Regions from separate parts of the Homo sapiens genome. Here region 1 is linked to region 2. Evidence: chromatin contacts called from ENCODE Hi-C or POLR2A ChIA-PET data. All regions are on one chromosome and are shown on one strand. The core of a region is the stretch at or near the end of the contact, and the rest is flanking DNA. Distances in the headings are between cores, read along the strand shown. Region 1 holds the start of RAVER2 (ribonucleoprotein, PTB binding 2). Region 2 overlaps CACHD1 (cache domain containing 1).

Evidence for each region. Hi-C counts contacts between places; a loop is a spot of excess contacts on that map. ChIA-PET counts read pairs that join two places held with the same protein, here RNA polymerase II (POLR2A). Pooled maps may share reads with other maps.
Region 1: a loop to region 2 is called in a map of PC-3, with 6 times the contacts of the local background. The contact joins the promoter of RAVER2 here to the enhancer-like site in region 2. A Hi-C loop is called at or near these places in 26 of 168 maps with a recorded cell type or tissue (CD4-positive, alpha-beta memory T cell, Calu3, HepG2 and 18 more) and 25 of 50 pooled maps. POLR2A ChIA-PET finds 5 or more read pairs at or near these places in 4 of 52 experiments (OCI-LY7, Panc1, activated CD4-positive, alpha-beta T cell and 1 more).

The regions. Positions count from the first base shown.
Region 1 is chr1:64,740,340-64,746,562 of GRCh38, forward strand. RAVER2 (ribonucleoprotein, PTB binding 2) reads left to right here and starts at 4,736. Exons shown (of 12, transcript NM_001366165.2): 1 at 4,736-5,082. The coding sequence starts at 4,834. RefSeq lists silencers at 4,390-4,489, 4,510-4,709.
Region 2 is chr1:64,685,437-64,691,078 of GRCh38, forward strand. The region is part of intron 26 of CACHD1 (cache domain containing 1); the gene reads left to right. Among named protein-coding and RNA genes, the nearest start is that of RAVER2, 57 kb to the right of the region's middle. Within about 2 kb of position 2,380, at least 5 of the 41 ENCODE cell types and tissues checked have a DNase peak (open chromatin) inside an H3K27ac peak, as active enhancers do; they include PC-3 and endothelial cell of umbilical vein, where a contact is called at or near this core.

The sequences.
Region 1 (6,223 bases), core at 3,486-5,985, 57 kb after region 2:
TGTGGTACACCGGTGTACAGTGTCTGGTACATTATAGACATTCAATAAATACTGCTAAATGAATAATGTGTATTGTTTATAGTTTACAAGGTCTTTTCACATACTTAACTTATTTTCATCATATTATCATATCACATAAGCATAAGAGTTTGGATACAAGAAGCTGTTGTTATTACTATTATTATTAAACTGAGACTTAGTAAACATTTCTAGCATTTTCCCCACCTGCAGAACTTTAAAAATACACAAAAATTACCAATATGGGACAGTAAACTAGTTCAACCATTGTGGAAGTCAGTGTGGTGATTCCTCAGGGATCTAGAACTAGAAATACCATTTGACCCAGCTATCCCATTACTGGGTATATACCCAAAGGATTATAAATCATGCACATGTATGTTATTGCGGCACTATTCACAATAGCAAAGACTTGGAACCAACCCAAATGTCCAACAATGATAGACTGCATTAAGAAAATGTGGCACATATACACCATGGAATACTATGCAGCCATAAAAAATGATGAGTTCATGTCCTTTGTAGGGACATGGAGGAAGCTAGAAACCATCATTCTCAGCAAACTATTGCAAGGACAAAAAACCAAACACCACATGTTCTCACTCATAGGTGGGAATTGAACAATGAGAACACATAGACACAGGGTGGGGAACATTACATACTGGGGCCTGTTGTGGAGTGGGGGGAGAGGGAGGGATAACATTAAGAGATATACCTAATGTAAATGATGAGTTAATGGGTGCAGCACACCAACATGGCACATGTATACTTATGTAACCAACCTGCATGTTGTGCACATGTACCCTAAAACTTAAAGAATAATAAAAAAATAAATAAATAAATAAACTTTAAAAAATTACCACCAATATTTAAAAAAATAAAGGCTAAAGCTAGCATAGGGCTCATATTTTAATAACATGGTCATTATATAGATCATGATAATTACCTGTGGGTATTGGTAAATACATTGCTGCTTGATAATTGTACTTCACTTCAAGTTCAGATTAGAGTGTTCCTTTAGTATGCCATGGAAGCAGCTATTTAAAGAGTCAGGCTAAACCTGGCATGAGAGGAACTCTTTGGAATTACAGTAGCATTCCAAAGTCTTTGCAGTTTCCATCCAGTTCTTTTATGTGGCAATAACAATTAATTCAGTTTAAAATTATTTTTAACCAGTAGATTCTGCCATTTCCCTTAATTCCTTGAAAACAGTTGAGCAAATGTAAAACATACTTGATTTGAAATCTAGGGCAGTGTTTTTCGAAATGTGAGTAAGGACTCATTAGTGATATGCAAAATCGACTGTGTAATTCAAGCAATTTTAAAATGGAATGGAATAGAATAGGAAATACTAGAATGTGCTACATGATGAAGGAGCGTGATGTTTTGTGAAATCTTCATTTCGATTGTGTGTGTGTTTACTAAATTGTGATATAAAATATATTTCCCACTGTGGCATATATTTCCCACTAGATTGGGTCAAAAAAGTTTGAAAGCCACTACCCTATACGACGTAGCAATATTGCACAAGGAGTGGGATCAATTCAAAGTAGCCACTTAATAAAATTGGCTTAATAATTTGATAACATTGTAATCATGTCCCCATTGGGGCCAAAACTGGAATTACATTATCATAACTCCCAAAACATAATCAACACCTGATTCATTCACCAGACTTAACCTCAAATAACATTTAATTATTTCCAAAAATTAAACCCATCTCTAAGAGGTGAGTATTTGCTACCACATAAACTATGCAGAATAATTTGCTGTAGATTATAAAGTCAATTCCAAAAAAGCACTTTGGGGCTGGGCGTGGTGGCTCACGCCTGTAATCCCAGCACTTTGGGAGGCCGAGGCGAGCGGATCATGAGGTCAGGAAATCAAGACCATCCTGGCTAACATGGTGAAACCCCGTCTCTACTAAAAATACAAAAAATTAGCTGGGCTTGGTGGCACACGCCTGTAGTCCCAGCTACTCTGGAGGGTAAGGCAGGAGAATCGCTTGAACCTGGGAGGCGGAGGTTGCAGTGAGCCAAGATCACGCCACTGCACTCCAGCCTGGGCAACAGAGCAAGACTCCGTCACAAAAGAAAAAAAAAAAGCACTTTGGAGAATGTTTTGAGCAAAAGCAATCACTGAAGTTATATTCAGACCACTATCCGTTTGCATATTTATTATATTTAATTATAATCATTGCATAATTTTCTCTCAGTGAGACTTAGCCCCTATTGTACAGGAGCATTATTTTACTATTTCTGTCTTCTTATTGCCTTTATATATTATCTAGCACATAAGGGACATTTAATAAATGTTTGCCAAGGAGGTGGTACTCATTTGGATAAATACATGTTCTGAAACATAATGAATGACTCAAGGTTACAGCCTATGCTAAGGCTATTCATGCTTCTTCACTTCAAAGAATGTACTTTTCAAAGTCTCTCAGCTCTACAAAATAGGGCCTTATTGGAGTTTAAAATGTATACCTTTTAAAATCAAAGGAATACAATTTAAAAGCAAAATGATACATTAATACTAGAATATCATGGATGCAAGCAGAGAAATAAGTGCTCTTATACAATGCTTGTGATAGGGAAAACTGAGGTAAGTTTGTAAATACATACAAAAAATCCTTAAATATGCTTACTCTAGATGCAGAAATTTTGCTTCTAGTTCTTCACTCTGTGGAAAAGTAATGATCTTCAAATATGTATAGAGGGTTAAACTCAGTGCTGTTTACAATAGATAAAAATAATAGGAAATACTAATGCTAGGAAATAAGTGAATTTTCTAATTCAACAGAATAATATGCAGCCATAAAAACCATGGTATTCAAATACATTGGCATAGAAAGGGATTCAGCAGACATACTGTAAAAAGCAGAAAACAGAGCTGTAAACTACAGAATATCATTCAAAAACATTTTTATGCAGTAATAGTCACGTAATAAAATTAATATTTTAAAAGTGAATAGTTCAGTGACTATTTAGTACATTCATATTATTGGGCTACTGCCCCCTCTGTCTAGTTCCAAAACTAGATTTTCATCATTCCATAAGGATGTTTGCACCCATTACCTTCTCCTCCAGCCCTTGGTAAACACCAATCTGTGTTCCGCTCTATGAATCTACCTATTCTGATATTTTATACGCATGGAATCATACAATATATGACCTTTTGTCTCTGGCTTCTTTCATTTAATGCTTTGGAGGTTCGTCCACCTTGTAGGGGTCCTTAATTCCTTTTTATGGCTAAAAATATTTCTTAGCATATATATATCCCACGCTTTGCCTATCTGTTCATCAATAAATGGACATTTGGGTTGTTTCTATCCTTTGGTTACCAGGAATAGTGGTGGTATAGAAGGGTGTATTGCCGAATATCATTTTAATGATACAAGTATTAGCAGCCATTATTTTTGGGTGGACGGATTACGGGTGAATTATTTTATGTTATTCAGAACACTGGGCTTTGGAATCAATCAGAACAGATCCCATTTCCTCACGTGTAAAGTGAGGAAAACAAAACCTACGTAATTGAATGATCATGAAGAGTAAATAAATATGTATATGTAAAGCATTTAGAAATGCGTGGTTGGGGGGAGCACATGGTAAGGACTGAATTTGTAGTATTTTTAAAAAATCTTTAAAACATTTTGTTTTTCTTTTAATTAGTGTTAAAGTCTTTTTTTTTTTTTTTTTTTTTTTTTTGCTAGTGTACTTGCATGCTACACAATTAAGATGCATGGTCCCCTTCGCTGATGGTCACCTGGGCTAGTGCCAAAGGCTGCTGGATTGTTTGATCTGATGACATCCGTTTGACTAAGTATAGTTCTACACTGTAACTCTCCCTCCAAGTTTCAATTAAAATAATGTTCCAAGCAGCGTATTCTCCAGCCCCTCTGCCACAGCTCCTTTTCCATTCTAGTCTTTGTTTCAGCATCACTTTCCATGTTGCAGACCCAACTACCCAGGTTTTACATTTTAGGAACTGCATGACAGGGACAGAGGGACAGGTGAAGGGCACAGGCTTTCTCATACACAGCTAGCAAAATACATTACGATCAGGTTTTACCAAATACATAACATTTCTCCCACAATGTCCCTCTTTTTACTCCCCAGAAAATCTCATTGTAAACTCAAACTTTGCCAAATATGCTCTTCTTGAACCAACAGAAGGGTTACCATCGGGAGCCAGCCGGGCTGCAGGAGGCGCCCTCCTGCCACCCCTCCAGCCCCATCTCGGGTGTGGGAAGACCGAGTTCGCGCCCGCAGCCCCCGGGCCGCCCCAGCGCGGGAGTTTCGAGGGGAGCCGGGGGAGAGCTGCGGCGTCACATGGGGGGCCAGCCGGGGACAGGCGCCTGGGGCTGAGTCTCCCGGCGAAGCCACCGCGAAGGGGCCGCATCCCCCAGAGAACGACCCTGGGCGTTCGCGAAGGCCTCGCAGAGAGGGGGAGCCCGCCTGCGCGTCCGCGCCCTCACAGGTGTCCGGGTGGCGGCGCCCGGCCCCGCCTGCGGACCCGCGAGAGGCGGGCGCGGGCGCGCCTGTGCGCCGGGGCCGGGGGCCGGCGGGGGAGGTTCCCGCGAGGTGGTTCTCGGGCTCCTCCTCGGCGCCTCAGGTTTCCTCTCCCCGCCAGCAGGCTGCTGGCTGCGGCGCCGCCTCTCTCTACTCCCTCCTCCCACCGCCCCCCTTCCCCGCGGTTGGGCCCACTCTGCGGCCTCTGCCCGCCTCGCCCTCGCCCGGGCCTCCTCCCGCTTTCTCTCTCCGCTTCCCCTGGAGCCTCCGAGGAGTCCGCAGCCGCTGGGCGCCCGGGAAGATGGCGGCGGCGGCGGGAGACGGCGGCGGCGAGGGGGGCGCGGGCCTGGGCAGCGCGGCGGGGCTGGGGCCGGGGCCGGGGCTGCGCGGGCAGGGCCCCTCAGCCGAAGCGCACGAGGGCGCCCCGGACCCGATGCCCGCCGCGCTGCACCCTGAGGAGGTCGCCGCGCGACTGCAGCGGATGCAGCGGGAGCTGAGCAACCGCAGGAAAATCCTGGTGAAAAACCTGCCCCAGGACAGCAACTGCCAGGTACTGGGACGGTGATAGGGGCGACGCGTCCCGAGGGGCGGCGGGGCGGCGCTCCGTGTCCAGGCTGGGATCGGGGGCGCCTCAGAGCGGTCCTGGGGAGTGGGTCGGCGCCGAGTGGTGAGAGCGGCCCCTCGGTTTGACTGAGTTCTTGGGGTTTCTAGCCTGCAGACGCCCTGCCAGGGAGGGGGGCAGATTGGGAAACTGAGGCTCTGAGTGGCGAAGCGGCTTCTCCAAGGTCACGGGAATCAGGGGCTGCTGCCTCCAAGTTCGGCCCGGTCTTTCCTTCCCCTACGGCCGTAGAGGAGTAGGAGGTGAAGGAGAGTGGAGGTGAGTTGTGGAGCACACATTTTGCGGGGGGGAGCGGGGGTAGAGGGGGCCGAAGCTTCGGGAGCACCTTGGCAGGGGCGAGGGCTCCAACGTATAGTCCCCGGTGCTCGGGAGTGCCATAGGGGGCAGGGGCACGAGAGAGCTGGGAGTGAGTTTCGCTGTTGTTGCAGAAGCACTTGCCCAAGTTTCTATGAAACAACTCTGTCTTCTCAGTTTGCTAAGGCCCCAGAATAGAGTTATTGCTGCGCTCCTTGGAGCCTTGCAGCCGCCTCCTGCTACGCCAAGTACAGTACTGGAGGGTTTGTTCTCAGTGACTTGGATGAGGTTTAAAGATAGCTACTCTGTGTATTTAATCCAGATTAACTGTTGCTTTTAAGATTAGAAACTCTGCATCTATTTAACTTTTTTTTTCCCCTGATTTCAAAAGCTGCATGCTCATTGTAGGAGAGCTAGGAAAGACAGAGAAGCACAAAGGGGACACAGAAATTACCCATATTTCTGATACCTGAAGATAACCATTGTTATCCTGGGATGTTGTTCTTTTCTCTTTTCCTATGCATATATATTTTTGTTTTATCAAAAGCTTGAAATCATTTCTTTGATTCTTCAGGATTTCTTAGCTGTCTGGATGTTCACACATGTTTCACATATAACCTGAATTTATATACTGCTCCGAGTGTGGTGGGCTGTCCTGGTAGTTGCGGATTTGTAGTTCCTCCTGTAACCGGATGCATGAAATTGCAAGAGGGCTGGCTATTGACAATTGCATGGCAGTTCTTCCATGTGACTTATAAAATAATGAGACCAATGCCCC
Region 2 (5,642 bases), core at 1,130-3,629:
CTGTGGAGGTGGAGGGGGCTACAGATGGGAGTTGTTACTTCCTCAAGACAGCTTGGTGTAGAGGAAGAGCTTAGGAGATAGGGTAAAGCCAGTTCACTTTGAAGCCTACTTCTCCCCCTTTTTTTTCCACAAGCTGTTGAGACCTTAGTGAGCTACCTTAGACCTGAGTTTCCTAACACTTAAGGTAGGATTAAAAATTTTTACTGCAGTCTGGGCAATATGGTGAGACCCTGTCTCTACAAAATAAAAAAATTAGCCAGGCATGGTGGTACGTGCCTGTAGTCCCAGCTACTCGGGAGACTGAGGTGGGAAGATCACTTGAGCCCAGGAGGTCAAGGTTGCAGTGAGCCATGTTAGCACCACTGCACTCTAGCCAAGAACTCTTTGAGCTCTTTGAGACAGGGCTGTCTCAAAAAAAAAAGAAAAAAAAAATGCTGGGTGGAGTTGCAATGAGGATGAAATGAAATGACATATGATAGGCACGGTGCTCAGGGTTGACCTCCCTACCTCTGTGCCCACCCTGCCCTGAAGAAATTTACAGTCTAGGAGGAAGCTATAAATGAATGCATGTATTCATATGCTTGATAAAAGGTGGAATATGACAGCTTCCTTAAAAGAGTAAAACAAAGAAGGAAAGGGGTGAGAGTTCACTTTTATCTGCGAGTAAATTATGGGAAACCCCATGGAGGAACATGGCATTGACTGGCCCTTGAACTGGTAGGATTGTGGCGTCATGATTCTCTGCTCCCTGATAAGCGTATTTCCATGTGAATCCTTGAGTGTGTTACACAAAAGGAAACTCAAAAGAATTAAGTCTATAAATACATGACTACACAACGGCCTCGGCTCTCATGGTATGAGTTCAGAGTTGTGATCCTAGAATTGAATGAAAATTGAATGTTACCAAACTAAACTTAGAAACTTTAGGGTGTATTTTTATTTAGAAATATTTTATGTGGCCAACAGAATTTCGTTTTTCAAAAGAATCTAATTTTAATTGTTGTATCTTAAGAAAAACTACTCCAATTGAGAATGTTTTTTGAAAGTAGAATCATTTTGGCCCATAGTCTAAGACCACTTAGAATGATTGATTTTCAGCAGTGTTACCCTCACAAGTGGAGGTTAGAAACAATTACTACCTGTGTGTGTTTTCAACTATCTATCTGCTTTGCCCATTTCTCTTAAAAATATCATGTTCTGTCCAATCATCTATTGGCTTATTTTTAAGTCAAAAAACACCTGTACGTTATTTGTTCCTTGTGAATTTGTATTTTGGTTACTATCTCATCAGAAACTTTATGTAAGTGTATATTAGGCAACATTTTTTTCTTTGTAGAGGAAGATTTCTCCCTAGTTTGTGGCAAATTCCAAAATACTTAAAAAGCAAATGCTGAACCTTAAAAACCTGGTCAAAAAACTTTGTAGATGAACGTAAGACCATTTTCTAGAGGTGCACAAACATTCTCCTGCAGTTACTCTCTGTGGCCACGAGATGGTGAGTGAGTCCCCAGAGGGACGTCACACCCCTTATAATCAAACAAAGTTTCTTAGGAACTATCAGATAAATATATAAGCAGACTGTCAAAGAACAAAAACCTAATCTCGGCTCTTTTTGATAGATGCCTGACCTCCTTTCTAAAGCCCATTTCCCACTTGAGATTGTATTTGCAGACACTTTGCTACATAAGCCTTTGGATAGTAAATAAATTTTTCCTTGAAAGTGTTTGCAAATATCCTTTGTGTTTCAAATAGTGCGTCTTCCTCCATGAGTCAGGGACTATGTCTGTCTTAATTCATCACCCTTCCCAGTGCTCAGCAGAACTGCCTGGCACTGAGTAAACAATTAATTTGTTGAATACGAAAATGTGTTTGTCTTTCTCCTGCTTTTCCACAACTTGCTATTCCCTTCTCCCCTGACCTCTTCAGATTTCCATTAATGATTGAAATAAGAGGAAGTTACAGAGGAGTTGAGCAATGGTATCATAGTAAGGAAATTAAATGGAATGCCCTTAGTATGAGAGTTTTACTCTGAAAGCACCTCTGTTGAGGTTCCTATCAGAAAGCAGTAGCAGAAGAGATGGGGGTGCCATCCTGAGATGAAGAGATGGGTGCCCTCCTGAGTTGCCTTGGAGACAGCTGCACCATCACTACCGTCCTGGATGTGAACCCAGGACCTGTGACCAGCCAGGTTCAGAGTGTCACTGGACTCTGTCATAACCCATGGACAGAGTCCAGTGTATCCTAGAATGTCTGCATTATTAGATGAGACTAGTGAATGTTGTACCAGGCAAAGCCACAGGTAACTACAAAATTCACTGATGCTGTTGCTTTGAGAGTATAGTGTGCGTTGGTGGGGGGTGGGGCAGCAGTTGTTTTTAAGTTCCTGCTTTGTGTGAGTCACTGTGTTAAATACTAGGGATACAAAGATAAACAGGAACTTACAATTTAAGAAAGAATTTGCTAATGAATAGATAGCCTTATATTTTTTATTATAATATGGCAAAATATAAGAGATGTGCACAGAATGCATGTAAAATCACAGAAGGAGCACCAGCCCCCATGTGGGCTGGCAGGACTGGAGGTGGGTGGGGGAAATAGGTTGGGAAAGCTTCCCAGAGAAGACTTTCCAACTGAAGCATGAGGCACAATAGCAAGATGAGGAAGGTGGGAGGGTGAGCCAAGCAGAAGGGCCACCATGAATCTAACACCTCGAATGCTAACATGAATTATCAGTTAGTGTGTGGGTGCTTGTAAATGAGCAGAGACGGGAAGCTATCCAGGAAGTGTTTGAATAATCACTGGGATTTTGCTAAAATCCTGTTTTCTACTTTAATCCTTTACATGTATAGCATAAGGTGGTTTTAATATGCACAGCAGTTTGTGACTTAGATTCTGGAGCCTAGCACCCAATCTAACACTCCAGACTTAGCACTGCTAAAGCTGAGAAACCTATTCTGGCTCCTGGTCTCTTAATCCTGGGTAAGGGCATCACTATTTGCTCAGTATCTGAACCTAGAAACCTCGACCTTTTCCAAGGATGTCAGCTCCCTGGCATCTTCACCAGGCAAGTCCATTTGGTCACCAAATCCAGCCTACTGTGCACTTGAACAGTCCACACACTGCGACTGCCCTACTTTATGTCCTTGCCATCTCCTCGAGGCCCATGCTCCAGCACCCTGTCCTCTGAGCCTCTGATCCCACCTTCCTTCTGTCCAGCCTCCCCATTGCCCCCTGACCACTCCCACTGTCCACTACTAGATCATAGCTCATAGCTTCAGCCAGCCTTCTTGACCTGGTCTTAGCCTATCTGTCCAGTGCCATCTCCCACCGCCCCAACCCCCAGCACCAAGCTTTCACCATTCCCAGAAGCCACCAGAGCCCTTCCAGCTGTTGTACCATTGCATGTGCTTGGGCCCTGCTGGAGGTACCTTTACACCCCTGTCTTTACCTACTTAGCCCCTTTTCTCCCATCAGGTCTACCCAATTGTCACCTCAAGGATCTAAGCCAAGTCCATTGGCTTTGGAATTCCTTTTGTGTGCCTCTGTTTTAGCACATGGGTGTTTCCCCTTCTTGCCCTAAGGTAGGCCTCTCAGGAGCTGAGGCCTCACCTTAGCCCTTTCCTGTCCAGCCTCTAGCCTGGCACCTGGCACCAAGAAGGCACTCAGTCATGGTGGACACACATGTCTCCCATCCAAGTACTAACCAGGCCCGACCATGCTTATGGTGGACACATATGTCAGTGAACACTTCCTCTTCTGCCCTGAATTTGCAGATGACACTTCTGAGATTCTGGCTAGACATCTCCACATATGTGACCAACAGAGTCTCAAAATCAAGCTGTGCATAAACAAAATGTGTCTTCTTTCCTGAGACTCAATCTGTGAGTTGTCCTTTCTTATCCTTATAACTTGAAGTTGTAGTCACCTTTCACTACTCCTCACCCCCACAGTCCCCCACATCTGATGACTTACCAATTTCTCTTGCCTCCACCACTGAGATAGCTTTTAAATCTGTCCAATCCCACTGCCCTAGTTTAATTCTCTATCCCTCACGCGGGCTGTTGAAATAACCTCCTAACTGCTCCCTGTCTTTCCTTTCGCTTCATCTCCCAAACCACCATCCTCTAAACACAAATGATCATGCCATTTTTTGGCCTGCTCAGTATCTTGTGTGGTCTCTCCATTTGCTACTCTTCGGCACGGGCTTTATGATTTGACTTAACTTCATGCCTCCCACCTGCCCTACCCTCCAGCTACCTGCTAGCACTCATCCAAGCCACATGGAACAGGGATGGCCTTTATATCCACACCTCTATGGCTGTGGTCATCCTGTTCCTTTCTTTATATCCACTTATCAAACTCCTACTCATCCACTTAAGCCCAACTAAAATATACATTCTCTGAAGATTCCTTATTCCCCCAGGCAGAATTAGATATTCCCTCTTCTGGATTTTAATTATACCTCAGTTATAGCACTTACCATTATCTGTGTAAAAGGAGGCTTTGTTTTGTGAGCATCTGTCTCAAACTCAACTGTAAAATCATTAGGGAAAGATGACGTCTCTTATTCGTGTTTCCTCTTCTCCCGCTCCAGCCCCATAATGGTCTCCAATAAATGAATAAGTGAATGACCAATGCTGATATTTGTTTCATTTCTCAAACATTAGCTTTTGAGCTCCCTATGCAGGGACCAGGCTTTCATCTTTATATGTCTTCCAGTGCCCAACACAGTGACTTGTATATTATAGGTACGCAGTAAATATTTGTTAAGTTGGACTGACAGCTAAATAATTCTATCATTTGAGTAATGTTTCATTGAGGACAGAATTTTTGCACAGAGCATACAATTTCAACCACCAATGACTCCTGCTTGGCTGCATGCAAGAACATCAATTTTGCAGCCATGAATGTGACTAGCATTACCCACGGGTAAGTGCTGATTGACGCTAACTGTAGATGCAATGGAAATATTAATGAGCTGTTGCTTCTTAAAATGTTTAAAGGAGATTTTTGCAATATTTAAAAACATGCCAGGAATCTCAGAATGGAATCCTTTGATCAGCAAGGGCATTTGCCTTTGAAACATGTATTACTTAGAATACCAAAAGAAATTAAATTTAAATGGGGTGGGGGGCAGCTAACACAGAGAATAGCTGATTGCACAGCTAGTTGCCCTGGGTATATGTGGAGTTAGTGTTTCATTAGGCACTAGAACTTTGGGCAAATTCCTTAACCTCTCTGATCATCATTTCCCTGAATTGTAAAATGTATATTAAAATATATCACCATTGGTGTGCAAGAATTGCCTGACACAAGTGCCTGCTACCAAGCAAGCACGCAGGTGATGGTGATGGTTCTTTTTGTTCTATTGTGGCGTCACATTCAGGCATTCAGGCGGAAGCCCAGATTTCCGCACCAGCCCCAGTTGATCTGAATCCTGTTCAGATCTTCTTCTTGAAGCTGTCCATTTTTTGGATTTCTTTAATAAAAAAGATTATCTTTATCATAGGTAAAAGTGTAGAAAGATAGGTCCCCAGTGGTGGCTCGCCATGGATGATGGGATGTAGTGTGATTTTCATTTTTGTGTTGCTGGTTTGGGGATTTGGGATAAGGGTTCTTGTTTATTTTTTTTTTCTCCTCTG